Linked DNA regions of Mus musculus: all the other regions are linked to region 1. The links are chromatin loops, found by intact Hi-C in ENCODE. Cell type or tissue: left cerebral cortex. All regions are shown on one strand. Each heading gives the region's core, and the rest is flanking DNA. Links, peaks and the distances in the headings are about the cores only.

Evidence for each region. A loop is a pair of places that touch in the nucleus more often than their neighbours do. Peaks named below come from ENCODE experiments on the same cell type or tissue, not always from the same donor. Only the 100,000 strongest peaks of a DNase experiment are listed, where the experiment ranks them.
Region 2: a loop joins it to region 1, with 2.8 times the contacts of the local background. A loop is called at or near these places in 3 of 42 quality-filtered maps.
Region 3: a loop joins it to region 1, with 2.5 times the contacts of the local background. A loop is called at or near these places in 3 of 42 quality-filtered maps.

Annotation. Positions count from the first base shown.
Region 1 is chr17:30,569,788-30,580,063 of GRCm38, reverse strand. Btbd9 (BTB (POZ) domain containing 9) reads left to right here and starts at 3,777. Exons shown (of 11, transcript NM_027060.1): 1 at 3,777-3,918. In left cerebral cortex, for the core only: no CTCF peak of the experiment used is centred there; DNase peaks (open chromatin) are centred at 3,708, 4,351, 4,737, 8,636 and 3 more places; H3K4me3 peaks cover 2,587 bases; H3K27ac peaks cover 2,534 bases.
Region 2 is chr17:30,518,484-30,528,759 of GRCm38, reverse strand. It overlaps Btbd9 (BTB (POZ) domain containing 9), which reads left to right. Exons shown (of 11, transcript NM_027060.1): 3 at 1,095-1,458; 4 at 3,783-4,047. Among named protein-coding and RNA genes, the nearest start is that of Btbd9, 53 kb to the left of the region's middle. In left cerebral cortex, for the core only: a CTCF peak has its summit at 5,909; DNase peaks (open chromatin) are centred at 3,069, 4,158, 5,058, 5,999 and 1 more place; H3K4me3 peaks cover 509 bases; H3K27ac peaks cover 2,151 bases.
Region 3 is chr17:30,463,157-30,473,432 of GRCm38, reverse strand. All of the region lies in intron 6 of Btbd9 (BTB (POZ) domain containing 9), which reads left to right. Among named protein-coding and RNA genes, the nearest start is that of Btbd9, 110 kb to the left of the region's middle. In left cerebral cortex, for the core only: no CTCF peak of the experiment used is centred there; DNase peaks (open chromatin) are centred at 5,014, 5,338, 5,647, 6,585 and 6 more places; H3K4me3 peaks cover 283 bases; H3K27ac peaks cover 4,589 bases.

The sequences.
Region 1 (10,276 bases), core at 702-8,701:
TTTTTTAAAGATTTATTATTTCATGTATAGGAGTACACTGTAGCTGTCTTCAGACACACCAGAAGAGGACATCAGATGCCATTGCAGATGGTTGTGAGCCACCATGTGGTTGCTGGGAATTGAATTGAACTCAGGACCTCTGGAAGAGCAGTCAGTGTTTGTTTGTTTGTTTTGTTTTTGAGTTTTTCGAGACAGGGTTTCTCTGTATAGCTCTGGCTGTCCTGGAACTCACTCTGTAGACCAGGCTGGCCTGGAACTCAGAGATCCGCCTGCCTCTGCCTCCCGAGTGCTGGGATCTAAGGCGTGCGCCACCATGCCCGGCCAGTCAGTGTTCTTAATCACTGAGCCATCTCTCCAGCCCCCCAGAGGACAACTTCTGAAACCCTATTTTTTGTGTGCTATATGCATGTTCTCAACACCATGTGGGTTCCCTGGGACAGAACTCAGCTCATCAGGCTAAAGAGCAAGTGCTTATATCTCCTGAGCCATATGGCTGGCCCCATGACATTCTTTTTAAAAATGAGGAGCATCATTCGGAGGTAGTGGAGCCTTCACGATGTGAGGCCTAGTGGGTGCACCTTAAGTCATTAAAAAGTGAGTCCTTGAAGGGGCTTGTAGGATCCTGCCTTTTTTGTTTTCATTTGGCTTCCTGGTCATGAGGTAAGTGATTTTGCTCCTACGTGCACTCTGTCACTTCACAGGCCTAAAACAAAGGAGCCAGCCGTTACCACACTGAAACCTCTAGTACCATGAGCTGGAACAAACATGGTTGTCTTAGATGTTTTTTGTTAAGATGTTGATGGGAGACTAGCAGACCAATGCAGAGAGACATGCACACCAATCCACTCAGTTCCAAACGCCAAGTGAAAACATTTCTTCAGGGCTTTAGGGTGGGGACATGAAGAGGGAAGGAAGCATGGTTATACAATTCAGTTATATAACTCACATCACAGACACAGTGGTTATCATGGGTGGTTAACAGACTTGTAACTTCCAATTCGGAAAGAATTCTCTGGTGTTCATGTAAAGAGTGGAGTGGGATCATACACAGAAGCCCTGTAACACAAACATTGCTGTGTTCTGTAAGCCATGTTTTCTAGCACCCCTCCCAGTGATCCGGGAGTACATGGTATGAATGGGTACAGTTCCAGGATTGTAGTATTGGGAACTTGGCTCTCTTACTAATTTTGTGATCTTGAGTAATTATGTAAGCTTTCTGTGATGTAGCTTTTTTATTTATATGCATTATAATTAGTACTTATAATGTAATATGTACCTGAAAGGCCATTACAAGACCTATATGAGCTAGTAATGCCTACACCATATTGAAACACAGGCAGCACAGGTATAGGAACCGTGTACCTGGCATGTGGTAATCAGCATTACTGAGTAAATGATGTAATGCATGGATAGTATATTAACAGTATGGAGAAAGAGCATTTACATCAATTCAGTACTTCTAAGTTCCTAGGAAGGTACTGCCTGTCCTGGCTCTAAACCTTGGTCTATTAGCTGTTTTACCCTTATACTGAGTGATAGTCATAATTGTCTGGACAGAGCTCGGCACATTTTATATTAGTTCTCAAGTGTTTGGTGAAATTAGTTGGATTTGTTAATGGTTGCTGTTATCAGCAGCTGAATCTAACCTAGAAGTGGAGGTTAGGTTTTTGGTTTTTTCTTCTTTGATTGATCTCATCCATGCCTAGGCTTAATGTCCTTCAAACCTCAGCTTCTCTCATCAGTCACGGACCTGGGTAATTTGATATTTTCCTCTAAACCTGGAGGACCCCTCCATCAGACCGTAGTCACAGTGCTCAGTCTGTGAGGCAGCTTGATCAATGGTCCTCTCTTTTCCTAGATAAACCGGGAAGCCAGGAATACACGGGGAAGCTGTTGTCTTTATTCTCAGCTGTACTAGTTTCTTACAGCTGTTGTGACAAGTTAGTAGAAACTGTGTGGCTTATACCAATTCTTGTTACACTTCTAGAGATCAAGCCCTAGATTCAAGAACCCAGTCGCTTGCCCTTTCTAGCTTCTATAGGCTGCCTGTAGTCCTTTGTTCCGTTTTTAAGGCTGACTGGCAGTAGCTTCAAAGCAGTCTCCCCTGCTTCTCTCATAAGCTTTTTTTCTGACTCTGTTGCTCTTGTCCCTAGCCCAGCGGGGCAGCATCAGAGCAATCTCTTCATAACTTTTACTGAACCAGGTCTGCAACTTCCTTCTGTCACTTTCCAGAACAGATCAGCAGATTATGGTGATGGGGGCATGGGTCTTGGTGGGAAACATTATTCTATAAAACACAACAAAGCTGGAATTGGGTATCACCTGTGGGCAGTTTCCTAATGTTAAACTCTAGGGTTTGCTCTGTTTCTTCAAAGATCTCCCACTTCAGTTTGCCCCCCCCCCCTTTTTATTTTTTTGGTTTTTCTGAGACAGGGTTTCTCTGTATAGCTCTGGCTGTCCTGGAACTCACTCTGTAGACCAGGCTGGCCTCAAACTCAGAAATCCACCTGCCTCTGCCTCCAGAGTGCTGGGATTAAAGGCATGCGCCACCACCGCCCGGCTCCCTTTGTTTTTTTAAATGTACCAATCCCGAAGTCAATTCTCCAAGGACAAATAAATTGGGGACACGTGTATCGGAAAGTAGATGTATTAAATTGATGGATATCGTTCCACATGGAAGATGAGAGCGGAGAATGTTTCCCCAACCAACGTATCCACATTCCATCGTTCTACCATGTCATCCGTAAGGAATGTCACTACCATTTAGTAACTGACACACAAAGGCAGCTTTCTTTCCGTCTTGCTAAATGTTACTCCCACCTGTCTCAGCAACCACGCTAGAAACCTGGCCTACCTATTCATTCCCCCGCTCAGAGCTGGCCTCCGCGTTTCCATCCCCACCGCCAGAGTCTAGGTTGTGGCTCTGATCCTTCACTGGCCCAGCCCTAACCCTTGCTGTGTCTGTTCATTTTCACTGCCCATTTAAGTCGTCTTTGCTTGGAATTAAGTCTTCCATCTTCAAACCCACACACCCAGGTAAGTAACTTTCAAGAGTGACGACTCTCCAGTTTCGGCCAGGAAAGACCTACAACCCAATTTCTACGGCTTCAAAGTTCACAGTGCCTGCTTCTTATGTGAAAGATGGAGTCTAATGGGCTTTATACGTTACACTTGGTAGTCCTGGAGTGTCGAGGACTTATGTCCGGGCTTTCTGTCAGGGTCTTGAAATAAGGAGTTCGAATGAGATCAGTTCGCCCGCAGCCTCGCATGCATTATTTCGTCCTAAGTTGACACCTTTCTAGCGCAGGCAAGTCGGGTATCCGTCTTCCCACTGACAGAAGGAGGAAACTGAGTCGTGGTATTTCAGGCCTGGCCTCGTAGCACCTTCATGCTGGTAATGCCTCTCTTGGCCCATTCTCCTCGTCCAACTTCTCGCACGTAGCTGACTGTCCATCAGGCAAGCGACTAAGTGCAGAAAGACGAGGCTTTCTCCAACCGGCGCTCCGGCTCGTCCCCTTACGCAGTGACGCGACCGATGACGCTATTCAGTGACGTGTGATGACGTGCCTCACCCTGAGCCAGGTGTCGGCAGGGCGGCCACACCCTCAGGGCCCAGTACTGGAGGGGCAGTGGCTCCGACCTGGGGAAACACGCCGCAAGACCCCCGCCTGAGGCGACCTGGGGCCCTGGCGTCCTGGGTTCTACTGGCCCACGGTTGAGCCGTTGCTAAGTGACGCCAGCGCGCAGAGCGCGTGCGCGGCCACGGCGGTGTGCGTGAAAGCGGGCGCGCGCCGCGACGGCGGCGGCGAGGAAGGCGGCGACGGCGGCGGTCGAGGGGGCGGTGGCCACGAGGCGGGGTCGCTGCTGGCGGAAGAGACGTGTGTGGCGGCTTCTAGGTCGCTGAGGGACATCGTCGGGGTGAGTCGCCCGGACCGCTCGTGAGAGTTGGGGCCTGGCCGCACCTGCTGCGCGGGCCCGGGGCGCGGGGACGCGCTCCCCCTCCCCGCCGGACCCGCGCGCGCCGCTCCACGCCCCTCGGCCGCTGGTTCCGGGGGCGGGGACGGGGGCTGAGGAGGGTCAGTTCCCGGGCCTGGCGCTCTGGGGTGGGGGTGGGGGGGGGTGAGAGGGGGGCGCTGGAGAGAGGGGTGCCGAGGGACAAGTGACTGGACTCCAGTGCGACGCTGCCGGTTTCCTTTTAGGAATTTGAAGCGGGAGAAGCCCGCGTTCCTCAGCAGCCGCGCGTCCACACTGAGACGCCGACTGTGCAAACCTGACAAACGCGGAAATGGGGACCCTCGGGGTTCGCAAAGTTTTGGGGTAAACCGCGAAGAGATCCGTCAGCTCTACCCTGGCGGGTCTGGGAGTAGGAGCGGGTTGTTAGAGAGATCGTTAGAATCTGTGCCTGCGTGAGCGTCGGGCACACCCACGACCCGGGGAAGGCGACTTGTCAGTGAAGATGCTGGTTGACTAACCTGTTGCCTGGACCTTCCAGCCTCACGTGCATGCCCACGTGCTTCTCTGAACATTATTATTATTATTATTATTATATCCTGTGTTGATCCACATTTTTGAAGCCAAGGGACCATATCCATCCAGTATTGTTACTTCCTCATAGACTCAAATCTGCCCTTGTATCTATTTCCCAGAACCGTGCTGTGCTTTGGCCATTTCAAGGGTCTTGCAGGTAGAGCAGCCCTGCCTTTTGTGTGTGTTCTTCCCAGAAGCAGTGCGGGCTGTTATTTATCTGGTGGAAATGTAGATTGTGTTTCACGCGTGGGCTGGCATGGTGAGACTGGAGTTAAATGATGCAACTGGCCATCAGCCAGTATACAGGATTCTGTTGGGTCCGTTGTATGTGGTGGTTTTTTAAGGAGGAATAATGGAGACAAATGGAAGAAATAATCTTTCCCGTTATGAGTTAAAGGCAGTGCCAAGTGAGAGTGACAAGATAGGGAGCACTGACATTTGATCATGCCTAAAAACTGAGGGACATAACTTTAGAGTTTCCACCCAGAGTCTAAAATCAGGAGATTCAGTTTTATAACGGAGTCTCTGTAAGGTATGGTCTCTGAAGTTCTCACGTCTTGGAATCAGTAAAGCTTGCTTTGAAAAACCACTCAGGAGCCACTGTTCTATTACGAGCTTTTGTGAGTGAGTTACTTATTTCCCCTTTTGCTTGTGCCTCCTAGAAAACTGCCCGCTCCCGGGTAGATAGCTATGCGGTTGATGCGGCCTCATACCCCGTGGACAGTACAAGGGGAACATTTAGTTTTATCCTTCACATAGTTAATGCAACTGCCTCCCTCTTTCCCGAGTTGTGCCTCTTAGTGAGAGGGTTATGGGGTCACAAGTGAGGTCCCTGACCAGCCTGTTTTCTTTTAAGAATGAGCTGTCTAGTCAGAAAAAGAAATCATGTATATGTCAAAGAATCCCAGAAGGAAGTGAGGTAGTAGGATTAGGTGGGGCTATAGTATAGGAGAAGTTTACACAGGAGGAGGTCAGATACAGGGCTGGCCTTTAAACAGAGAGTAAAATTGGAATTAGGAAAGAGATAAATCCTGTGGTGAAAAGTTAGTGCTAATTTGGTCATTGGATGGCGGAAGGATATTTTGAGGAGGCTTGTGTGACTGGAGCAGAGAAAGGTTCCTTGTACAGAAATAGTGGGGAGAGAGGCTTTACAGGGTGGCTGTAAAAGTGTTACAGACATCCCATTAATTTTAGTGTAGACTCCGTCCTGGTTAGTTTTTTGTCAACTTGACAAAAACTAGAATCACTGGGGAAAAGGACCGTCCGTCTGCTGAGGAAGTGCTTCCGTCAGGTTGGCCTGCACAGGATGGGTGTGTGGTGTGAGGGCATTTTCTTAATTGATAATTGATACAGGAGGTCCCACCCACTGCCCTGCAGATCTGGCTAGGCCTTGGCAGGCTGTCCTGGGTTGTAGGAGACAGGCAAGCCAGGAAACGGCATCTGGCTCCTGCCTCCAGGTTCCGGCCTTTGCTTTTCTTGATGATGGACAGTTGGCCTGTAATCAAAATAACCCCTCTCCTAAGCTGGTTTTGATCAGGGTTTTATCACAGCAACAGCAAATCAACTGGAACAGAGTATGTCTGTAGGGTGGGATCAAAATAAAATCTTAGACAAGAATAAGTTACAAGTGTTACTCTTTTAAAACATCTGTTTCTCCTCTTCCTCCCCCTCCTCTTCTTCCTTCTCCTGCTTCTTCTTCTTTTTGTTTTGTTTTTGTTTTTTTTTTTTTTGACAGGGTTTCTCTATGTCATGGTTTTTCTGGCTGTCCTGGAACTCAGAAATCTGCCTGTTTCTGCCTCCCAAGTGCTGGGATTAAAGGCGTGTGCCACCACTGCCTGACTCTTCTTTTTTTAAAAAAAATTGGTTATTTTAATCTATTTGATTTTTTTTTTTTTTGAGACAGGGTTTCTCTGTGTAGCCCTGGCTGTCCTGGAACTCACTTTGTAGACCAGGCTGGCCTCGAACTCAGAAATCCACCTGCCCATGCCTCCTGAGTGCTGGGACTAAAGGCGTGCGCCACCACGCCCGGCCAATCTATTTGATTCTTGAGATAGGGTTTTACATATATCCTTGGCTGGCCTAGAACTTATTTTGCAGAGTATTCTCCTTACTCTGCTTCTTGAGTACTGGAATTACAGGTGCTAGCTATCAAGCCCTGCCTAAAAATAAATGTTATTTTTACTTAAAGGATATCTGGCTGAGCTAGGATAAAATTTCTGTATCCTTTGATTTCATTTAGTAATTGGAATAAATGTTTCATTCCTGTGCAGTTATCCTGGGCTGTCAGTATTGCATGCCTTCAGCCACTAAAATCTACCTAATCGTCATCTGATGATATTCAGTGATATTCATGATACAGTTTCCATCATGATTATCTCTCACAATGCCCTGCCAAACAATAACTTCCGACCCTGTGACAAAGGTACAAATATGTTAGCTAGAAAGGGAGTCTATCTGAAGAAAGGTACTAATAGACACTGACAAAAGGATCTGACAGTAATTAGACTCTGCTGGAGAATATTAACTCATCTATAATGTTCTTCGTTATTAGAAAATTCTTGAGCTCTTTGTAGTGACACATTCTTGTAATCTCAGCTCTTGGAAGGGAAAAAAAGCGAGGCGCTCAGAGACTCAGCATCATCTTCTGCAGCAGTAAATTGAAGCTAGCCAGGACCATGTGAGATTCTGTCTCACCCTTGTCTCTACCCCCACCCCAAAAGACAAAATTCTGTGGAATGGTTTGCAAGCCAGAGGTTGAATTGCTGAGATGTGTAGAGTTACTTGGCAAGTGCTATATTATTTAACATCTCAGCAAATATTTATGAGGTGTTAGCTGTGACAAGATACTCATTCCATCAGGAGGACATAGATGAGTGGGTGCTGTAATACTTTTGACATGTAAGTGTCGATCAGAGGTGGGAAACCACCAGCTGTCATATGTTTTGATAAGTTAATTACTTTAAGAATTAATAAATTACTAGAGGAATTGATCACACTTGAAAAACATTGATGGCAAATGATTAGAAGAGAAGAGGATAGACCTTATTCCCACAGATTAAGTAGGTTTCTGTTGTATGTAAAGAGCAAGGCAACTTTCTAGGTAGACAGTCTTTGCTGAACATTAAAATTGAATGGTTCTTTTGGAAATGTCCTGAGTTGTTTCTTACCAGCTTAATGTGTGGCAGTAGAGATGGGATAGATATATTAGAGAGCCAAATTATGACCAGATCTAGGGGGTCTTCCATTCTATTCTTCTATTTATTTATTTTATTTTTAGACAGGGTCTCTATAGCCCTAGTTGTCCTGGGACTCATTATGTAGACCAGACTGGCCTTGAACTGACTGCCTCTGCGTAGAGCACTGGGATTAAAGGGGGTGCCACCACATCTTGCCCACTGTATTCTAAAATGTCTAGGTCCACTGTTCATTTACTTGGCAATGGAAAACCAAGGAAAGTAGGCTGAGCACATCATCAGGAAGCAACCAGGGAGACAGGGACTTGCTGGTGTCTCAGAGAGGAAAGTAGGATGGATAGAGGTCAGAAACATTGTAGTTGCTAAAAGTTGACAACTGTAAGTATGTAGAGGGAAGGGGGATACGTTAAAGATGATGACCTACTGTGAGTAGGTGAGTGATTATGATGCCATTGATTAGAAAATAGAGGAGGGTGGGCTACAGTGCACAGAGGCTGAGTGCTGGCAGTCTTATGGAGTATATGCGGAGTTTCAGTAGACAGATTTCTAGGTAAGTAGGTCGGAATTCTATAGATTTGGCGAGAAGACCAGGAACAATCTAGTGTAAATCACTAACTGCAGGACCCTTGGAGGTAAGAGGATACAAGTCCTTGTGGTACTGCTGTGCCATTTATTGGCCAAGTGCCCTTGTCTCAAATTAGTGTCTTTTATCCTTGGCTTTTTGTTGGAATTAAAGCACTCTTGTGAAGATGGAGTTAACGCACTGTGTACTTGGTGATAGCAGAATGTGCCTGGCACACAAACGTTGAACAGTAATAGCAATAGACATACATAGAAGTAGATGGTCTGACTATATAAAATCAGAGGCTGGGAGTTAGGACAAAGTGGGACTTGGGAAAGCAGGTGAGTGAATCATCGTTTGACTCAGACCGGCTCTCAATCTGCTTTCTGTTTCCCTGAAAAAATACTAGAAACTAAAGAGTTTATAAACAACAGAAATTTGTTTCCTCCGAGTTCTAGAAGTTGAGATGTCCAAGGTCAGATGTTGGCCTGTGGTAAGGGGTGGTGTCTGTCTATCCCTTTCTCCTTGTGTGGGAGCCCCAGCCCTGCAGTAGCAGCAGAGGCCTCCTGTTTTTATGACGTCACTAACACTCCATCTCAGCATAGTCACGCTGAGGATTAGGTCTCCAGTCCCTTCCAGCTGGAGAACAGTTTCCACACTTGAGCAAGCAGCTGCAGAGCATGGAGGCCTTGGTAAAACACAGAAAGCCAGGCTCTTGCCCTGTAAGTTTCCCATCAAGTACATGTAGATGGGGCTTCATGTTTTGCAGTTTGAACAAGTGTCCATGTGAGCCTATGCTGGGACCAACATTGAAAACAACTGAGGAAGGCTGTGTGTGTAGAGGAGGAGTGAGCATGGGCGGGAACGGCGATGTGAAGTGTTTGGAGGGGTCCAGAGAGAGTCAAGAATGGATCAGTTTTCAGACTGTAGGTTCATCACCTGCTTAGTTCCGTAGACTTGCATCTAGTGTTGTCTTCTCCAGAGTCTACTGAAAGCTGGGTATGTGACAGTGAGTGGATGAGTATTTTAAGCTGCTGATCACTGTGGGAGAGTGCATGGCCTTCACACTGATTTCATCTGTGCTCCTACATTGAGATGAGGATATTTCTAATCTCACACACATAAAATAACTGCAGATTTTTTTTTTTTTTTTTGCATTTGGCTTTCTGTTACATACCTCATTCCTTTTTTTTTAATTTTAGAAAAAAAAATGACAATTTGGGTTGTAAAATCTGCTGTGGTGGTTGTTTGTGTGTGTTTGTGTGAACTTGACACAAACTGGAGTCACTTGGGAAGTAATTGAGGAATTGTCTTCGTCGGGTTGGCCCGTGGCCGTGTCTGTGGGACATTGCTTTGATTAATGATTCACGTAGAGGGCCCAGCCTACTGTGCTTGTTGCCGTCATGGGCGGGGCTTCTGGGTAGTATGAGAAACTGAGAGAAGCTATGGAGTAAGCCAGTAGTATGAGGTTCCCTCATGGCCTCTGCTTCAGTGGCTGCTTGAGCTCCTGCCCTGACTTCCCTCAGAGATGGCCTATGAGCTGTAAACCGAAATAACCCTTTCCTCCCCAAGCTGGTTTTAGTCAGTATAATACCAGAGCAACAGAAAAGACACAGAGTCAGTGTGAATAGTGTGTGTCAGGATTCCAGTGTGGATTCATGCTCTAGGAAGCACATAATATGCTCCTTGTTTCTAGAGAGTTTACAGAAAGTTTGGTAAAGTGCGCAAGGCCACAGGATAGAAACAGTAAGTTTAACCATAGAAGCCCTAGATGTAATGGACTCAGGGCTCAGGGCTGTTTGAGGATAGACATTAGGTCCTCTGTGTCACCTCTACCGAGGACTTCTAACATATAACATAGATATTAGTATTTTTTTTTTCTAGTAGGAAGTTGGAAGGAGTTGTTTCTTTTCTTTGTCAAGATATTAAATGTTTGCTGGGCAATAGTGGTGAACTCTAATCCCAGCAGTTGGGAGGCAGAGGCAGGTAGACC
Region 2 (10,276 bases), core at 915-8,914, 52 kb after region 1:
TCCTTTAGGTATTTTCGGGCTCACTTGGCTAAACCCATTCCATCAGCAGTGCTCTTAGATTCTCATTTAGAACCCTGTTCTTGTGCAAAGGAAAGTTGACTGTCAGCAGTTGGGTTCTGACTGAGCCTTGTCCTAGAGCCTGTCCGTCCCCCGCAAGGCCATGTTAGCTGTATAGGAGGGGACCTCACAGAGCATCGAGCCCCTTTACTCATCACTGGGAAAGAGCCATGGCAGAGTTTTCCTAGAGAGCCCACTGATCTCCATTGATCTTCCCAATGATACATAGCCTACGCAGGACACAGTGTTCCAACCATGTCCATCGTGACGTTCTGATGTCCCCAAGGTTTCTGGACTCATTCCTTTATACCCCTAAGGAATTATGTTTTTCTCTAGTGGTGTCTTAAAAGAATGGTTACTGAGTCAAAGGGTTTGTGTGTTTCAGATTTGAATAGGTATATTACTCAGTTGCTTTCCAACGCAGAGGGGGCTCACTCCCGTAGTTCTTAGAGCACTGCAGGGCAGAATCCGCTTTCTCATTGTTGCGCACCTGTTAGAGCTTCCATTTGTCTGTCTCCTCATGGCCATGGTGGGGCTTACTTTGTAAACTGCTTATGCACTGGCAATAGCTTTATGTTGAGGACATTGTTCTCTCAGAAGATTCCTTCCAACTTTCTGCATGCTCTGGCATTCTCATACTGTCTCATTAGCTCAGTTGTTTGTGGTATTCATTCAAAATGGTTTTTAAAAACAACTTACCTATTTTATTTACATGAGTACACTGAAGCTGTCTTCAGACACGCTAGAAGAGAGTATCAGATCCCATTACAGATGGTTGTGAGCCACTGTGTGGTTGCTGGGAATTGAACTCAGGACCTCTAGAAGAGCAGAGCCATCTCTCCAAACCTCAAAATGGTTTTAAAATACTTTTCTTGTTTCCTTTAAAGAATCATTTAAAAGCACTTGCATATCTGGACCTGGATCTTTGTATCTTTTAGCAGATTTATATCTGTCAGTGTTGGTAACCGTTGTTTCATATATTTTGCAGCAAATCATGTTTGAGATTTTTCCAACTGTGTTTCTTGTTTGGTGTGCAGAGCATTACTGTATGGCGGGATGCGAGAGTCGCAGCCCGAAGCAGAGATCCCTCTCCAAGACACCACGGCCGAGGCTTTCACGATGCTCCTCAGATATATCTACACGGGGCGGGCGACGCTCACTGATGAGAAGGAGGAGGTGCTGCTGGACTTCCTGAGCCTGGCTCACAAATACGGATTTCCAGAGCTGGAGGACTCTACTTCTGAGTATCTCTGCACCATACTGAACATTCAGAATGTCTGTATGACCTTTGATGTTGCCAGTCTCTACTCGCTTCCCAAGTTAACTTGTATGTGCTGCATGTTCATGGACAGAAATGCTCAGGAGGTGCTGGCCAGCGACGGCTTCCTCTCCCTGTCCAAGGTGTGTTCTGCTCTACGCTCAGTTTCTCGGCATGCCTTCTTGTCCTTAAATGACCATACCACAGTGGTCCAAGAATCAAAACCCTCGCTCAAAGCAGTCATCTGGTCTAGCTTGTGTCCCTGGCTGCTGGAGCTTCAGATCTTACAGGGCTTTGGTTCCGTTTTTCTTTGTTTTCAAGGTTTCTCTGGGCTGGGCGTGGTGGTGTATACCTTTAATCCCAGCACTCGGGAGGCAGAGGCAGGCAGATTTCTGAGTTTGAGGCCAGCCTGGTCTACAAAGTGAGTTCCAGGACAGCCAGGGCTATACAGAGAGACCCTGTCTCAACCCCCCGCCCCCCCCCCCCCAAATTCTTTTTTCTCAAGGTTTCTCTGGTAAGTTTTATGTGCAGAAGAGACTGGTCTGCTCAGTTGGATTTAATATGACAGTCAAGTAAGTTTGTTGTTGTGTTGTGTACTGCCTTTTGGTTTTGTATTTATCTGGAAAATGTAACTGAGGATTCTTTTTTGGCCAAAGGAAAATTCTTTAGAGCTGGGATTATGGTCATTGTCACAGAGGGAAAACTGACAAAGGAGACCTGTTGTGCCAGTGGATGTCCTTAAGTCACTGCTGGCGCTGCTCCTGCCCCTGCTTTACCACTGTAAAAATGTGTCACTTAAATCCGCCTTGAGCCAGAGCAGCTCTCTCTCTCTCTCATTTGTGTGTGTATATTCCTTTAAAGAGATAAGCATCTTGACTTGAGTGAACTATACTTTTTAATATATATGTGTGTGTGTATAACATTACTCTGGAGGTCAGTCTGGAGATCTGAGGATTGAGACCATGACAGTGCAGTGCTACTGTAAAACAAAAGGCTTTTAATTCTAGGCTTATCTCACTGACTTACAAATGTACATGTTCCCAGAGAATACACACACGTATGCATGTGCTCACACATCTATGTACACATGTAGTTTGTCATCTTTGTTCTTGATGTTTTATAAGGGATGGCTACAAACAATACCCACTCCTGCATATATACCTAAAGGACTTTATTTAAGTCAACATAGGAGATATACTTGCACATACAGGCTTATTGCTGTGCTGTTTGCAGTAGCTAAAAAATGGAAGCAGTCTGAAGGTCTGTCAGCAGCCACATAATTGATGTGGTGCATAAACACAGTGGGGTTTGCTCAGCCAAAGAGAAGTGAAATAGTAACAGCCGCAGGAGGACAGACGAACTGGAAATCCTCACAGGAGGTGAAACAAGCCATCCTCCGAGACAAATGTCATTTGTTGCTCTTACAATGGCTATGTGCAGAAATATGCAAATGTAAGGGTGTGGCCATCTTAGTTTGTTTTCTATTGCTCTAATAAAACACCACGACAAAAAGCAACTTGGGGAGGAAAGGGTTTCTATCAGCTGACAGCTCTCAGGTTACCCTCCATCATCACTGGGGGAGTCTGGGAAGGAATGTGCAGGCAGGAATGAAGCCTAAGCCGAGGCCCTGGAGGAGTGCTGGCCCTAAGGCTTGCTCAGCTTGGCTTTTTTTGTTAAACCTAGGACCCATCTGCACAGGAGTGTGCTGCCCTCAGTGTGCTGGACCTCCTCTCACACCAGCCATTAATCAAGAAAATGCCCCCACAGAGTGTGTACAGGCCAATCTAATGGAGGTATTTCCTCAGTTGGGAGTTCCTCTTCCAGAAGACTGTATAGCTTGTGTTGACACAAGTTAACCAACACAGTAGGGGTAGGCCATGAGCTAGGAAGAGAGCTATATAAAGGGAAGAGGAGATCTTAAGAAAGGAGACCTCGAAAAAAGGTAGGTATGTATGAGTGAGTGTGTGTGTGTGTGTGTGTGTGTGTGTGTGTGTGTGTGTGTATGTATGGTAGTGGCATGTGAAGTGGAGCAAAGGAGTGTTACAAGTAAGAACAAAATGTTTGCAAACGTCACTTGCTCTGCATTGTAATTTTAAAAACTAACAAGATAAATCTGTTTAAAGCAAAAAAAAAGACAGGTATAGATGTGTGGGAAAGACCTCATTGCTTTATATAGTGGCACAGAATGCCTGAGTCTGATTGAAGGGTGCTGTTCTTTTTCTTTTTAAAATTGAATAGCCTGTGTTTCCTAGAACTCACTCTGTATGTAGCCCAGGCTGACCTCAGATCCACAGTAATTCCCCTGTTTCAGCTTTCCCAATGCTGTATTACACAGTGGAGAAGGGAAGAGCTAGGAAGACTGAAACCCAAGGAAAGGCTTGCTTTCTGTGGTCCGGTCAGGCTGACTGGCTGTGCATGTGGGCGTGCTCCACGCTGACTTTTTATGGTCCTTTTTTACCCTTTGCAGACAGCACTCCTGAATATCGTCTTAAGAGATTCGTTTGCTGCTCCTGAGAAAGATATTTTCTTAGCCTTGTTAAACTGGTGTAAGCACAATGCAAAAGAGAATCATGCTGAAATCATGCAGGCTGTGCGCTTACCTCTAATGAGCCTCACTGAGCTTCTGAACGTCGTGAGGCCATCAGGACTCTTGTCTCCGGATGCTATTCTTGATGCCATCAAAGTGCGGTCGGAGAGCCGGGATATGGACCTCAACTACAGAGGCATGCTCAGTAAGTACCTGCTCCCCTCCTCACCTAGGACTTTTGTTGGCATCATATGCTAGTTCTAGCTGCAGAGCTGTGGTGCAGGTCTGCAAAGCATATGTTGGGCCGAGAGCACAGAGCTCTGCTTCCTGTGGGTGTCTGTCTCTGCCATCTGTCCCAACAGGATGAGCTGCCACCAACCCAGCACAGCTATTTCCTGTCATTCTGGACACATTCTTTTATATGCTCCTCAGAATGTTGTAGACACTTTCCTGAAAGGTTGCTTGTCATTTCCTCCTTCCTTGACCAAGCCCTGTATCTAATTCTTTAGGTAGCACACATAGAGGTTCTAAGTAATGGGTGATGTTAATAACAGTATTTTGATTTTTCTTGCAAATGAAATAATAGTAATTGACAATTACAAAATGCTTTCTTTTTAAAAGATTTGTTTATTTTATGTACATGAGTGCTTAGTCTTCATACACCAGGAGGAGGGCATCGGATCCCATTACAGATGGACCTCTGAAAGAGCAGCCAGTGCTCTTAACCACTGAGCCATCTCTCCAGCCCTATAAAATGCTTTTTGTGTCATTGTGTTGGAAGGAGATTTGAATCACCATTCAAAGATTTCTATGATCTGGTTTAAACTGGCATGCAGACATTCTATTATGGGGCAGCATAAGCCTTCTGGGTGTACTCAGGGTCCCTCGGATACTCAGCTGTCTCTCTTAACCTCACCCATCTTCCAAACTGGTATTCACCCAATCACAGTGCCACTCCAGCTGACAGGGGTTTCTTGCCTTCTGCTCAATCATCCCATGGTGGTGCTCTCCTGGGTGATCTGGAAGAATTAAACTGGGTTCAGGAAGACGTGTGAGGAGGGAATTTAATCTGCACAACAGATACAGTGGAGTGATGGCTGAGCAGTGGGGAATAACAGAGGTATTGACTGGGTTCCAGGAAGGAAGATCTTGGTGCTAGCAGGATGTAAAACTGAGGATTACGTTTAGTGGATGTTACCACGGTTTTCTATATTAAGAAGCCAGAGATTCCAAGAGCCTATTATCTTAGGATAGTGAACAGTACCGGGTGAGCCCCAGCACCATCTACATTCTCAGAGTTAATGAGCAGAGTGCTCCTGAGAGAAGCTGAGCTTGCTTCTGTGCTGTTCTGTTGGAAGGTTTCTGATGTTTGTCAGTTCTGGTGAGGTTGACTGTTTCCTGGAGTGACTCCTCTGCTGACTGTTTCGGGACATTCCTGAAATGCTGGTGGGCCCTAAATAGATGTCCTCAGCCTGGTCTTATTTCCTGAGTTATCAGATCTAGATTTCTTTTCAAATGATAGTAGCTTTGTGGGTGCACATGCATATGTATGCACAACATGTTGGAGGCCAGAGGTGAACCTCGGTATTATTCCTTAGGAGTCATCCAACTTGATCTTGAGACAGGGTCTTTTACTGGGAGCTGGGACATGCTGAAAAGGCTGAGTGGCGACTGGACAGCAAACCCCAGGATTCGCCTGACCAGTGCTGGGATGTACAGTTGTGTGCCCTTAAAGTTGTGTGTAAACTGGGAGCAGGTTTGGGTCCTCAATGCTTGTATGGTAGCCACTTTGTAGACTGAGCTATCATCTCCCCAGTCCCTGGGCCAGGCAAGTTGGATTTTAAGGCCTGAATCAGTCAGTAGCTATGTGATCTGGCAATAAATGAATGAGTTCTAGTTTTCTATCTCAGTGTTGTTATGAGGATTAACTGAAATAGTTTATATACATATAAGCTCAGTAACAGACCATTGCTGTCAGTATTGATGTGGTTTCACCCATCTCTATGTGATTGCGTGACTCATCAGTCACCACATTCTTGTAAACAGTTGCTTCAAACTCTTGGGGTTTGAAGACAGTGTGTTTGTGGGTCATATGCATTGCTCTTCTAGCCCTGTGGGTGGACTCACTGAGCAGCATAGAGCAGTGAGTGAGTGCTGGATGGATTCTGTGGTAAAGCTCCTGGGATGTGGAAGCACATTGCTGGTATTCAGTCAAAGCTGGGCACAGGGAGGCTCAGAGCACATAGAAGGGAATATGATGTCAGGGTCCAAGCCTTGGAGACCCGGGGAAGAACTGGAGAAGCAGAGACAAAAGAACCGAGAGAGCCACGGACGCTAACCAGGAGGGAGGTGTTGGATGGAGAGGTAGTGGTGTTTCATGATGCCAACCAGGCTAGTGGGAGGAGAGCGAGAGACTTTGTGTAAACTGTGGTGAGCCTGTGAATAGTCTAGGGAGTCAAGTCATTGTGTTTGGAAGGGTAATACTCGCAGTGCATGAGCGACTCGGTTTGGGAAGTGAGGTAAAAAGGCCGTAGAGAAATGATGTAGCTCTCGAGAACACCCTGCAGGTCCAGGAAGCAATTAGAGCGCCTTGGCTAGAGTAGGAGGGAAAGGTGAGGGGACAGGATGAGTGTCCTCATTTGGCATCCTCCTATCTAAGTCCCTCCCCTTCTTTCCCATGATTGGCTGATAGGGCCCTAGAACTTGATTACTGAAGATGTAGTTGGGTCATAGATGTAGGTTATATTTGGTACTTCATACAGTTAAGGAAGGTTCTTTAGAACTGATTAGCTGGGCAGTCCATGTGTAAGCTGTGAATTCTAGTAATCTCTGAGGTTCCTTCTGAGTGGAGTGGTTGAGGCGCTCAGTTCTGGAATGATGTATTTACTGTGATCATTGCTCACAGTGTTCAATTCTTTGTTTGTTTAGGAGGAATTCAGGCAGGGATCAAGGAACAGATTATGAAAGTGTTTGGCAATCATTGAGGGATGGTTGACTAGGAGGGGGGGTCTTATGACTCTTACGGTATTTAAGTAGTAAAATTAATAATAAAAATGCTGAGGAAGCACGGTCCATTCCTAGCAGTTCCTTAAGAGACATCATCAAACATTCAGAGGATGATTTTAGTGCATGTCCCTAATTGGGAAACAGGGTCTAACACTGATGCAGAACTGTTGTTCCTAGGCTGATGGTTCTAAAGCTAGCTCTGCTTGGTTTGGATCTACTGGTAGAGTCTGTGTGATTGTTTTGTTCTTCCTGGATATATATATGTATGTGTGTGTGTGTGTGTGTGTGTGTGTGTGTGTGTGTGTGTATACATTGAGACTTACCAGGAAGCGCAAAGAGGCCTGCATTGACATGAGGGCTTCTTTGAGGTCACTAACATCAGCTTCTGGAAGACTCACCCCTCAGCTGCTTTTCCGGAAGCTTTACTAAATTGCAGATTTTTGGGGCAATCAAGATGTTTTTGCCCAGTGATTCTGGTTGGTCTCTTTGGAAGATAGATTCCATGAATTTTATGCATATACAATAAGGGGAAGCAAATTAACTTTTTAATGAAATTACTTTTTTCCTTAGAATATTTGAACTGCCTCTGTTCCATTCCTTTAACATTTAGTTTTTAATCTTACTTCTGGAGATGTTCTGTCTTGAAAGTCAGTGCTTTTCCTAATAAAGTCAAGTTATACCTTGTTTTGTTTATCTCATGTTTTAGACTTTGGGGAAGAGAACAGTAATTTCTTGTTTCTGTATGTTTATAGCAGGCCATATATCATAGATTCTAGCCTCAGAATTTTTTAGTAAAAGTCAGTATGTAAATTTGTGTGCCTGTGTGTGTTCTAATTATAGACTGGGTCTCTGCAACTGTGATGTAATTGTTGGTTACCTGTCTAGTGCTCATTGATTGAGCTCTTTAAAGATACAGTTGTGTCCTTTTTTGCCTGTGGTCTTCTAGCCTGAGTCAAGACTTAAAAAATACACATTGACTAAATGAATCTTTTTCTTGTTTCTAGACTAGAATTTTAAGTCTTTCTCATCTATCACATAAATTCAGTTATGATAATGAACATTTTAAAGCTCTGTGATTCCCTTTTATCGTTGTGTTGTCTCTGGTGTGTGTTCATTTGTGAAGGTGTTCAGTGTCTTTCCTATCGGATGCTGAACATCTGGGGCTGAGTCTAGTATAGTGAGTGGTTTTCACATAGCTTTGAACACTTGCCTCTAAAAACAAATTGGGTGGGGTCCTGTTTAGCCTCATGCTGTTTCTTGGTAACTTGCCTAAATTTGCCGAGTGAAAGAATTACCTCTGCTGGTCCCAAATTTCGGGACTTGTGCTTCATGAAGCAGGTGTTTGTCCATGATTTCTTGTGTCTCTGAGTGTGTGTTGTTGTGTCTCTGAGAATATGTATTGAGTACCAGCATTGAGAAATGTGGTGTTAGGCCTGCAAAGAGTGGGTTAACGGGGAGGTTAAAGCAAGACTAAAGCCTTGGGAAGTAGTCATAATGACAGTTAGCTGTAAGGGAGTGTTGTGTGAGCAGGAGGACAGTTAGTAAAAGGCGGAGAAGATGACATAGGTAGTAGAGCTGGGTGAAGAGATTCCAGTGGGCAGAGACCTGTATTATATCCAAATAACTCATTATAGATGGCTGAGTCAGGTCCGTGTCCCCAAATGATGGTTAGGAATATATCAGAAAACCACAGAGTAATTAGCCCCGTGCCTCAGATTGTGTCACTTTGTAACTTGGGTTTAAATTATGACTCCGTCTCTGAGCATGTTTACACAGCCTCTCCTCTTTCTTTGGAGAGTGTTGGTTCTAGGTGTCAGCACCTGTGACAAGCCTTCCTTACCTGTGAAGCCTCCTGTGTAGATGACTGTCTATGTCAGTTGTGAGATTAGTGAGGGGAGGGGTTTGAGATAACCTTCCCAACCCCGTTTCTCCCTTTCTAGTAATTGTTTTTTATCTTTGTCCTATAGGACTATAAAACTTAATTTTTTCTTAATGGCTATAAAATAGCATAAAGAAAATTATGATTGCTGTTCATGATCTTGCTCAGTCCCTGCTGCTGCTTTATAATTTTAAGAGTTTTCTTCATGCATAGAGAGATGCAGGTATTAAGAGTACTTATGAAAAAAATAACCCTTACAGTTATATTTGAACATTTTCGTAATTTAAATTTTTCCAGGAATACTTTTCCTTTTAAATTCATTATTGAACTATGGATTTTGAAGGGACAAAACCCCATGGAGCTGTATTTTATCTAGCAGAGCATCCATATTCCAGCTGCCGTGGGGGATCCTCCGCCTGTTTGGATGATCTCAGCCCGGAGTGAAGGATGCTCTCGGGGAATGAACCTGTTGAGAATGGCTGAAAGTGCTCGGGGGCTCTCAAGAGAAACTTCAAAAGAAAACCTCGACCTGTGATAAGCTTTCATGTCTATTTTAGATTTCAGCTATAATCATTTGAAACTCTTGTATCTGGTATATTATTCAGAGTCTGATAGATTTTAGTACCAAAGGAAGGTGGCTTTAGTTTCCAAGCATGGAGGCTTGTTACACGATCCCCTCTATGGTTCAGTCTTAACCTGTGGTGACAGAGCTGTGGTGACAGAGCTGTGGTGACAGAGCTGTGGTGACAGAGCTGTGGTGACAGAGCTGTGCTGTCAGAGCTGTGGTGACAGAGCTGTGGTGACAGCTGTGGTGACAGAGCTGTGCTGTCAGAGCTGTGGTGACAGAGCTGTGGTGACAGAGCTGTGGTGACAGAGCTGTGGTGACAGAGCTGTGGTGACAGAGCTTTGCTGTCAGAGCTGTGGTGACAGAGCTGTGGTGACAGAGCTGTGGTGACAGAGCTGTGGTGACAGAGCTGTGCTGTCAGAGCTGTGCTGTCAGAGCTGTGGTGACAGAGCTGAGGTGACAGAGCTGTGGTGACAGAGCTGTGGTGACAGAGCTGTGCTGTCAGAGCTGTGGTGACAGCTGTGGTGACAGAGCTGTGGTGACAGAGCTGTGGTGACAGAGCTGTGGTGACAGCCCTATCAGAATTTGCTGGTGAAGGAGAAGCGGAGCCTTACACCCTCTGGGGTCTGGCATCAGCTCTGCTGCTTGCTGGGCAGGGAGTCCATTGAGCTCTCGGGGCTTCCTCTTCTCGTCTGTGGTGGCTGCGGTATTATACTGTGCTCTGAGGACCAACTTGAAGGAATTAGAGTGCCTACACTCTAATTCCTTCAGCAGAGTCTATGCCGAGTCCTGAGAAGGTTAACAGTTGACACAGAACATGATGCTGTTCCCACCCCAGCTGCTGGGCACTACTGTGCTGGGCGGTTTGGCCGACTCACCTCACTCTGTCGCCTTTGCTCTTAGCTCCCAGTGTCCTCTTGTGGACCCACTGTCTTGTCTTCATTTGAAAACTCTGGCAAAACCTGTTCCCCACCATCTCTGCAA
Region 3 (10,276 bases), core at 703-8,702, 110 kb after region 1:
ATGCAGTATATATTTACTGAATTTCTGATGAATCTCATATTGTATAGCCCAGACTTGGAAGACTCACTTGTACTAATTTTGATAATATTTTTTGAGACCTGGGACCCACTAAGAGTAAAGGAAGCCAGGCGTGGTGGCGCACGCCTTAATCCCAGCACTTGGGAGGCAGAGGCAGGCAGATTTCTGAGTTCGAGGCCAGCCTGGTCTATAGAGTGAGTTCCAGGACAGCCAGGGCTATACAGAGAAACCCTGTCTCGAAAAACAAAAAACAAAAAACAAAAACAAAACAAAACAAAAGAGTAAAGGAAACGTCCTTTTTTCACGCTGGGATGCTGTGCTGGAAATACAGAGCTGTATTGGCTCCCAGAGAGCTTCTTTTTAGTTGAATTACGCTAATTGAATATAGTGCTCTTCAAAAAGCGTACACATTGGTCTTCATCTCCTTTGCAGCACTGCTCGAAAACGCCCCACGCTGGTTCTATTAGCCTCCTTTTCAATTGAGTGTCCTTCTTCTCAGTTTGTCTCACATGTCTTAAAAACTAGAATGTACGCTCTTATGGATAAAGAACGGTTATTTTCAAATCTAATCCCCTCCTTGCGTAATGACACATGATTATAGGTTTTCAAATGTTCCTTAACCAATTTGGTGCTTTTTGTAGTTATTGAAGATCCCTTTAGCTGCAAGTGAGAGAAAACTGACTCAAAGGTTAAAAATAACGAGGAAGTCCACGTAACAGGTATTTAGGTAAAGACCCAGAGATTGGCCTGCTTCCCAGCTGGTTCATTTGGTTACATTATAAAGGATATAGACTTCTTCGTGCTTAGATTCTGTCATCGTTATGATCTGAGCTTTGCCCCAAACAATCTTTTTGTGATCACAAGGTATCTGATACATGGGCCCAGGGATCATGAGAAGATCTTTCCCTTGATTTCTCTGAAGAGCTAAGGAGCCTTTCCCAGAAGCCCTTTGGAGATGGCTGTAGATCATTGGCTAGAACTAGTTGGAGTTACCAACCCTGTAACTAGTCCTCAGTGAACTACCATAGCAATCACTGTTCAGTTTTTATGCCTGGCCAGAGGGTGCATCCCCCAAGCCTTTTTATGGGGTGCATAAGAGTGCTATCAAGGTTTGTTAGGAAGAAAGACGGAGAACTCTATGGGCAACAGATAGCATCTCTTACATTTTGTTTGTGTTTTTAAGTTTGTGGTGCTGGGAATGAAACCCAGGGCTGTCTGCATGCTAAGCAGACGTTCCACTGTGGGCTTGAGTCCCAGCCTAGCATTATTCTGTAATGAAAATCTCTGATCTTGTTCTCTGAAGTTGTTGGTGGTGGCATGACTGCAGAGGCTCTGTATGTAATTGTCATGGCTTTCTGAGCACATTGTTGTTTGGTGACATTTTATGTGTTTATTTGCCCTGGTCCTTTTAGGTTTCTGGTACTCAGTATTCTTACTTTCTCTGAGGATTTATTATTTTGACTCTTAAATAGTTAGGCAGTGTACATTTTAATGATTTCTTATTAATTTCATCAGGGATGAATTTCGCTAAACCTAGGCTCTTATCCTGGGTTCTCTGGCAGACAGCCCGAGGCAGAGACTGAGAGCTGTTGATATTTTCCTTGAGAGGCCCAGGTCCAGGTGTATAGGAGTCACGGGCAAAAAGAAGCGAAGCTTGGAAGGCTGTGGAGAAACGAGATGAGGGTGCCGCTCTGAGCAAATTGCTAAGCAAGCGTGGGCCCTGGTCTTGCCAACTGGTCTGCTTGGAAAGGATTGTGGTGAGGAGGAGGAGAGGAGGGAGTGGAGGAAGAGGAGGGAGTGGAGGAGGAGAGGAGGGAGTGGAGGAAGAGGAGGGAGTGGAGGAGGAGAGGAGGGAGTGGAGGAAGAGGAGGGAGTGGAGGAAGAGGAGGAGGGAGTGGAGGAGGAGAGGAGGGAGTGGAGGAAGAGGAGGAGGTAAACTAGAGCTGTCCTTGGGAAAGAGAAGGAGATGAATTCATCTGCCTGATTTTTTTTTCTCCTCTTCCTAGTTGGAGAGTTGCAGGAAGCAGCCTCCTTTTACACTTCTAACCTGTCCATTTTAGGCTCTCTCTCTCAGGCTACTCAGGATGCTGGATCCTACACTTAGTGTGGGAAGCCACACAAATCCAAAGTAAGTGACCAGGCACTGAGGAAGAGGAGAGGAGAGCAGGAAGTAAGGCAGAGGGGAAGGAGGAGGAGCAGATCCAAGAGAGGACTGGGTTTGGCTTTGTCAGATTGTTTTGGTATTTAGTTAACAGGTCAGGGTTAGATTCACAGAGCAAGCTAGCCTAGTGCTTTGAGACTCAGAGCTTTATGGGTGGGAGTGCTTGCCACCCCACCTGATATGCAGGTTTACTTTGGTCTGGCCTGGGAATCTCCTGTTGGAAGGATTGGCAGCATTCCAGCGCTCACACATCAAACTGCTGGGGGATCTGGGTCAGCATCGACTCCTTGAAGTCATTCTGAAATATGACTGAGGTGGAGTACAGCGGCTCTGGCACGCTTAGGGCGTCCTCTCTCTTCAGCTTTATCACGATTGATGGCTTCTCTGGAATGCTAGACACTTGGAAGTCCCTTGAGTATCACCTTTGAATTCCGAGAGTTCTTACAAGGCCAACTTCGTTTCAAAGAGAGCAGTTTTTGCTTTTTATTCAGTGTGCAGTGAAAAAATTGTGCTGATTTGATGGCAGGTGGGGCACAGTCTGACAGGATGGAGGAGAGGGTGTCCTGGTGGCTCTGCTCTCTGCTGCTTCATATATGACTTCTGTCTTCTTTCCTTATATGTGTCTTTGTTTTCCCATTAATGTTCTTTATCCCGACCACTATGACTGCTTAATAGATTCGCAGAGTAATGGCAGCTGTTTCTGCGTGGGAGATTAGAGGATGAGCTTGTCACAGATGAATGTTAATTGGCAACATCGAGCAGGCCTGAGGAGACTTCCAGCTTCTCGGTCAGAATAGGACCTGACACAGAAGACTCGGACGATCCCAGCATGTCCCTAGCTGAATGCTTTGACTGGCCCTGAAGTGTGCACTGGACAGTACAGGTGGGGCTAGGTGGCTCCCGATCTGCTTAGGAGGTGTGGGAGTTCTTCCCTAGGCCCTGGTTTGAGCTACTCAGATTTTTTTTGTACATATTTTAAAAGGATCTGTGTTCTTCATATGACTTTGGTGACTCTGACATAGTCACCTTAAGTTTGTTGGCTTCTAAAGGCATGGCCTGGTTTTCTGAGGTTTTGTTTTGTTTTAATTTTGTGGAATGTCTGAGTGTTGTTTTATTAGAGTAACAATAACGCATGGAGATAAGGGTCCCCCTTTTTCCTTCTGTCTTCCTGGGGGTACCTTCCCCTTCCCTTGCCTCGGGCTCTTTAAGGTTTTACTTGCATGGCAGATTCAAGGGAATACTTTTTTCCTTCTTTTTGAAGCTCTGCTTATGAGCTAGAATCATAAAAATTCACAAATTGTGCCAAATTTTCTTTTGTTGATGACTGTGATTTAGCCTGTTATGTAACTGTAATGTATAATTTACACATCCTGAAGACCAGCCGTCCTTGTACTGAGCAACTATATTTAACCCTCACTTTCTTTGGGGGGAAGAGAACATTACCAATTATCTTTGAAACTGTATTGTGAGACCGTGCACACTGATCCACCCTCTGCTTCCATTTTTAATTTTTGGTACATCAAGTTGTACGTTCCGACTTATTCTGTGCTTTTCATACATCTGCACCCCAGAGGTGAGGGGCCTGGTGTCTGACGCCGGTGTTCCAGCCCTCTCTTGCCCTCCCTGTCCAAATCAGCAGTGAGATGAAATGTCTGCCACCCCAGGGTAGTGCAGGTCCAGAGAGGACGCAAGTACTGTCTTCCCATGCTTCCCCTATCGTTGTGAAGGAAAGTGAAGAAGGCGTTTCGGGAAACGTTTCTGGAAACGTTTCTAATGGTGCACAGTTCTGTGCTTAGCAGGGAAAGAGCAACTCTGCCCTTGTTTGCAACATGGCATTACTAGTTCCTCTGTGATGTGTAGACTTTCTGAAAGAAAATTGTTCATGTTAGTGTCCACATGTCTTGAACTTTAAAGTCTAGTCCAGGAATAAGTTCAAATCCCATAGTGGTGCCCTTTAAACAAATTTGTTAATTTCCTTCTCAGCATCCTGCTTCTTCCCCTGCTGCAGGCTCCGGGTGGTGCTGGGTGGTGCCTGGCAGCGAGGGGCCTTGACTGTTCCCCTTAGGAAGGGAAGGCTTGAATAAGAAAGAGTACCTTAAGGGTAGGTAGGAGGAGCTGCTGTAGAGCTATCTAATGGATGTAATAGTTCATATATAAAGTCTGAGGAATAGGAGTAATATTCTGCAGCTGAGTAACTGTAGATTAATCCATCTTCAACCAGTACTGGAAGCATCTGTAAATGGGGAAATTATCTTTTCCTTTTTTTTTCTTTTTGGCACAGCTGGACTAAATGTTTTTTCCCAAATACTTTAAAGTTAAATTACATCCACATACCAAAATCATAGGAAAGATGGAAATAAAGTGTAAAAGTGTTCTTTTCAGCTATGTTTACCATGGTGATGGTGGTCTGTTTGGGGGGATGCAGTGTGGCAGGGCACCCTGAGGTCACTATAGAAATTCTTCTTGTGTTAGAGGGGCCCGTAACAGCTTGTGGTGGTCCATTTTGGCTTGAGCTGGATGAAGTAACCCTTTTAAGGTGGGTGGTGCCGTCAGCCGGGGAAGCTTCTCCCCAGGCCCTCCCTTTGACCCTTTCAAAGCCCCTTTTAAGTCCTCCTCTGAAAGCACATCACCAGGCCTTCCTCTTCTGTCAGCAAAGGCCAGCCGGCTCTCTCCTCCCCTGCTCTGCCCTTTAATGAGTGCTTGCTTCTGTGGAGGGAGAGGGACTCCAGGACATGTAAGCATTTTAATAGGCCTGAGTGACATTCTACAGATATGTTTGGAAGACATGAAAGGGTGCAGGCTTTGCTCCTGTCTCATTCTCATCGAAATTAGAGATTCCATTCACATGCTGTGCCTACAAGGTGTTTAATTTTGGCAACATATTCTGTTTGAAGATTCTTGAGGAAATAAAAAAGTAAAAAATGCCAATTCACAATTCTGTTTATTGGAAGTGAATGAATACAGATGGAATTGGTACATTCTATAAAGACTAAACTAAAAGAGTAGAAGTAGCTTAGGAGTAGCCGCAGCATCAATGTGGCTGCAGACGTCGGCAGTTTACAGAGCACTTTGCTCACAGCCCATTGGCATTCAGCACAGCCTTCTGTGGCAGGAGCTGCTTTGGCCGAACTCCTCCGGCTTCTTTAGCTCTAAGATCTCTGAGCCTGAATCTCCACACTGGCTCTTTTAATTGGCATTCTTGCGACACCATGTTATTAGACGGGTTGACTAGTCAGAGCGTCTGCTATTGGTGGCAGCTGTTCTTCATGTTTAATCTTTCCTCCTCTGCACCTCTCATCGCTGTCACTTTCAGTCTGAAAACTGGAGCATATGTAGCCATCTTTATTTACTTTTGTTCTGTGCTAGCATTTGCCTTCCATTAAATGAGGTTGTCCTTTAGGAGACAGCTGGCGATTTGTTTCTAAAGTCAAGACTAGACTCATCTGTTGCATTCGGAACCTGGGCTATGTTAGGGAGGCTGCAAAAATAAAAATAACCATCGGTGTGAGCACTGTGCTGGAGCGGCAGACAACTGTCCCCACCAAAGAGCTGCCACTTCCGCTTGTAGTTGGTGGCTCTGATACTTTTCTCCTGGGAGTTTCCCAGCCAACAGTAGACAGTGCAAGCATCTGTGAAGGGGCTGCCTGGGCGCATGCCTGTGTGCCAATCTCCTCCTCTCCTCCAGAGGGGCCAGTCTTCAGGTTTACTCTTATGAGCAGCACTCCTAATTTGATTTTAATGTCAGCTCAAGGAAGTTTGCTTCTCTTCCTTTTGTATTGAAGTTATTGAAAGCATTGTGGTGATCTTTAACCAAGATGTGCTTTTGTGCTTTATTAAATGAACTTAAGGAAAAAAGTTTAAACACCAAGTCAGCCTAAGGGTTCTTTGAATTCTCATGATCAAGCATAGGTTAAGAGTTTTTTATATATATATATATAGTTTGTTTGTTTTTTGTTTTTTGTTTTTTTTTTTCGAGACAGGGTTTTTCTGTATAGCCCTGGCTGTCCTGGAACTCACTTTGTAGACCAGGCTGGCCTCGAACTCCGAAATCCGCCTGCCGCTGCCTCTCAAGTGCTGGGATTAAAGGCATGTGCCACCACTGCCTGGCAATTAATTAATTTTTTGAGAGCTTTTTTCACGCAGTGTATTCTGATGATGCTTTCCCCTCCCCAAGGCTTCCCAGATCCTCCCCACTGCCCAGCTCTGTGCCCTTTTTAACAAAACACATAAATAAAACCACAAATGTACAATCCCCACCCCCAAATCCCACAGAAATGGCAATATGCCACACAGACTCACACACACCACACAAAGCTTAAACAAAGTATTAGGAGGCAAAAAGCCTAGAAGAATGCCGTTGGGTTTGTCTGCATTGGCCACCTACTCCGGGGCACGGGCCTGCCCTTAAGTAGAGTTGATACCCAGTGAGACTCCACTGGAGAAAGGGAAATTTTCCTTTGCAAGCGGACATCAGTTGCAGGTAGCTTCTTGGTTAGGAGTGGGAGCCTTTGTCCACTCCACCTCTCAGTCTCCAGGGGCGTGGCATCTGACTTGAACCTGTGCAGGCCCTGTGCACGTTTCCACAGTCTGAGTTCTTATGAGCATCAGGCCTCTTGGATCCAGAGGACACTGTTTCCCTGGAGTCATCCATTATGTCAGCCTCAGTCTTCCTGCCTCCCCTTCTGCAGGGAGCCCTGAGTGGGAAGGGGTTGATGAAGAGCCCCAAAGGGTCTCACTCTGACATGTTTTACATAGAGCGGATGGCTCAACCCAGGGAAGAAGCTTTGCACCTGTTGAATTGCTTTTGACGTGGTTTTGTTCCATACATCGATGTGTATCTTTTGTAAAATTTTAGACCATAAAAATGTTAGCATCTTAGTTTGACGTTACATGTAACCTGTTAAACTTCAGCATTTAGGCTCCATGGAAGTGCTTAGCCAGCCCCAAAATTCAATCACTGTAGCAGTGAACTGAAGATACTAATATAAAGAATGGGTTATAGGAGTTTGGATTCATTTTTAAAGGCTTCCCTTTTAGAGTTAAAGAGTTAATTCTTAAACATGAAAATATTTTTGGAACTTTATTAAACTATTGATGATTGCCTGTAGCAGAATTTCTTGTGATTGAAAGTGTGCGTGCACGCCTGTGCCTGCAGACGAATGGTAGCTTGTGTGGCTAAGAGGTGGTGAAGAGTTTTCAGTGTGTTACTTTAAAGGGAGTCAGTACACCTCAGTAAACACCGACTTCTTGACATTGACAATACAGAAAGCATCCACTGCTCACTAGAACAAGTCCTATGTGGGTCATCTTGACAGTGACACCATATGGGGTCTAACATGCACATATTCACACTTAAACTCTGTAAGCGTACAGGAGATGCAAACCATTGGGATCCTCCCTTGGGAAACTTAGTTCTAGTTCCTGATTGCCCTTCTGACCAAGCTCCCAGTCCACACTCTGAGCTTTGATGAGGGTCCCGAAGTCTTTCAGTTGCCCTTGTTACTTCTGCATATCTGGAAGTAGTCCTGGGGTGTCACCTCAGGATGTTTGGAATGCTGTTCCTGCCCTCTGTCCAGTTAGATAGATTTCCACTGTGGTTTTCCACGTGCTGCTCTCATGTTCCTGAGACTAAAGCCCTGACTCTCTGATTCCCCTCTTATACTATGACTCATGTCTAATGGATATGCAGTTAGTCATGATAGCGGAAAGATTCAAGCAATGCTCAAGATACTTATAAAATACTATGGGAACCTAACACAGAGGAGGAAATGATTAATTGGTTTGGGAGGAATTCAGAAAATAGTTTATAAAGAAGTAAGCATTTATCTAAGGTCTTGAGGGATATGTAGGAGTTTTCCAGCTGGAAGTTTCCTCCTTTGGCAGAGGAGGCCTTCTGTGATGGATGATAGTGCATCAGCAGTGCAGACACCAGTCATGTGCAAAGAGTGGTGTGCATGGAATCCGGTGCCGGCCAGTAGTGGGGAAGGGTGAGGTCAGGAAGAACAAAGTGTGGAAGGAGGCGTGCTGCACTGGGGGCTGCACATACTGATTGGAGGCAGTACCACCAGCAGGATTTACACATCTCAGGAATGCGGTGATCCAGTTCCTGCATCTTGCCTAATGTATGGTAGAACAGCTAGTACCACACTAGGTGGGTTTAGTCATGTGACAGATGTTGTTGTGAGGGGACATGAAGCTCAGGGTAGCTGGCTCTTGGACTAGAGTGAGGCAGTGCAGCCGCGTTCCTAACCATCCTTCCTCATCCTGAGTCACTGCATGTGTGACAGACACCAGGAAAGGATGGCGATGTCCCCCAGGCAGCATTCCGTTTGCTCTTCTTTTCAGAAGTGTTACGTCTTTGCAGACTTAGTGCTAAAGTTCTGTGAATTCTTGCTCCCTCTCAATGGATGGTTCAGAAACACTTTAACCGTTATTTCGGGTGCTAGAATGACCGGCATAGTACTGTGGTGTTAGTGACAACATGAAGACATTCCATAGCCTCCATAGATAAGAAATGGAACTGTTACTTCAAAAGGAGCAGGGGTAGCTCATTGGTAGAGCATGTGCCTACTGTGTGCAGTCTCTGAATTCATGCCCAGGGAAAGAAGTGAGAGAAGAAACCAGAAGTGGTAGGTTACAACATGCCAAATAGACAAGGTGACATTGGAGTCAGACACTCGGAGTCCACAAGGGTGGGGCAGTTTAGAACACTGGAAGTAGACACTAGTTCCTCAAGCAGCGGCTCAGAGAGTGTCATAGGATTCCTGGGCAGTGTTGGCTTTGCAGTGAAGTCTAGTCATCTGGCTGCTCTCCAGCTGTATGCATTTGTGTGTGTGCTCAGAGATGTTCTGGTCTGACCTCAGACACTCGAGGGCATCCAGGGCTGCAGTTTGCCAGACAGGCATAATGGAGGAGGTGTGTCGGGGAGACAGGGAGTGAGAGTGCTCTACACGGGGATTATTGTGATGCACATCAGATCTGAGTTGAACAGATCAGGGAAGGGAGGCCAGAAAGGGGTGAATGGTGGGGTGAGTGGGATCCACTTAGGGAAAGAAGTTCCACAAAGGAAAGGGGTCACTGATGCTGACAGATGGGAAGAGGATGAAACGTGGCATATTGGAGGTCTGAATACTGGCATGTCTGTGATTTTTCCAGATCAAATCAAGGAAGTTGTCTGTGGATTTGGGCCACTAAAATATAATAGGAGAGGGTTCCTGGAAATGAAAATGTCAAGAATGTGAATGAGGGGCAAGATTTTATTTGCACATGCACAGTATAATTGGCACAATGGCAGGAGTTGAGAGCCAGGCATGCAGTTTTCAGTCCAGGAGAGCAAGTGCAGACTTGGGAGGTGATTGTGCCCTGAACAGGTGGGGCCTGACCTTTGAAAGGACAGGGAGGGTTGCAGGCACAAAGAGAAGAAAAATGGTTTTGAGAATAGTAAATGGGACAAAGATAATTTTCCTCCAACTTGTAGCCCCAGGTTTTATGGGGCACCGAGAAGAATATATTATCATCTCTTCAGGGCTGCTCGGGAATCGCATGTTTAAATACCAGCAATGAGAAAATCAGGAGGCTGGAGAGCAGAGGAGCCTGGGAAGGGAAAGGAGGTAGGTGGGGGTTGAGGGCTTTTGTGAAGAGGTTGATGAGCTTTGTCCTTCTGGAGGAAAGTCAGGTCAGCGAACGGTAGCCAGAGGCCAGCACCCACTCCCTGTGTTCTTTGTTGGAGGCAGTAAGAAGGTCTGCTTAGAGCAGAACTCTGGGACAGGTAAAGGTAAGACAGGAGTTAAGGAAATCAGAGTAGCAGCCCTGGAGTGTGGAAGAATGACTGTCACTCAGGTCGTTGGCAGGTGCTGAGTGTTGAACGGCAACGGCAAGTGAGGCTCACAGGTTGTTATGCACACACTTCTCCGTGTGTTGCTGTTTTCCTCGTCCCTCCAGACCCATGCCCCATTCCCTTGGGTTCCACAGAACTGAGCAGCTCTTTCACATCTACTTCACACCGAGCTGCAGAGGTGCACCTGATTTCTGAGGGCTCCCTGTTGGCATGAGCCCCTCTTGATCACCTAGACGCCTGGCTGGGACCTAATGGGCACT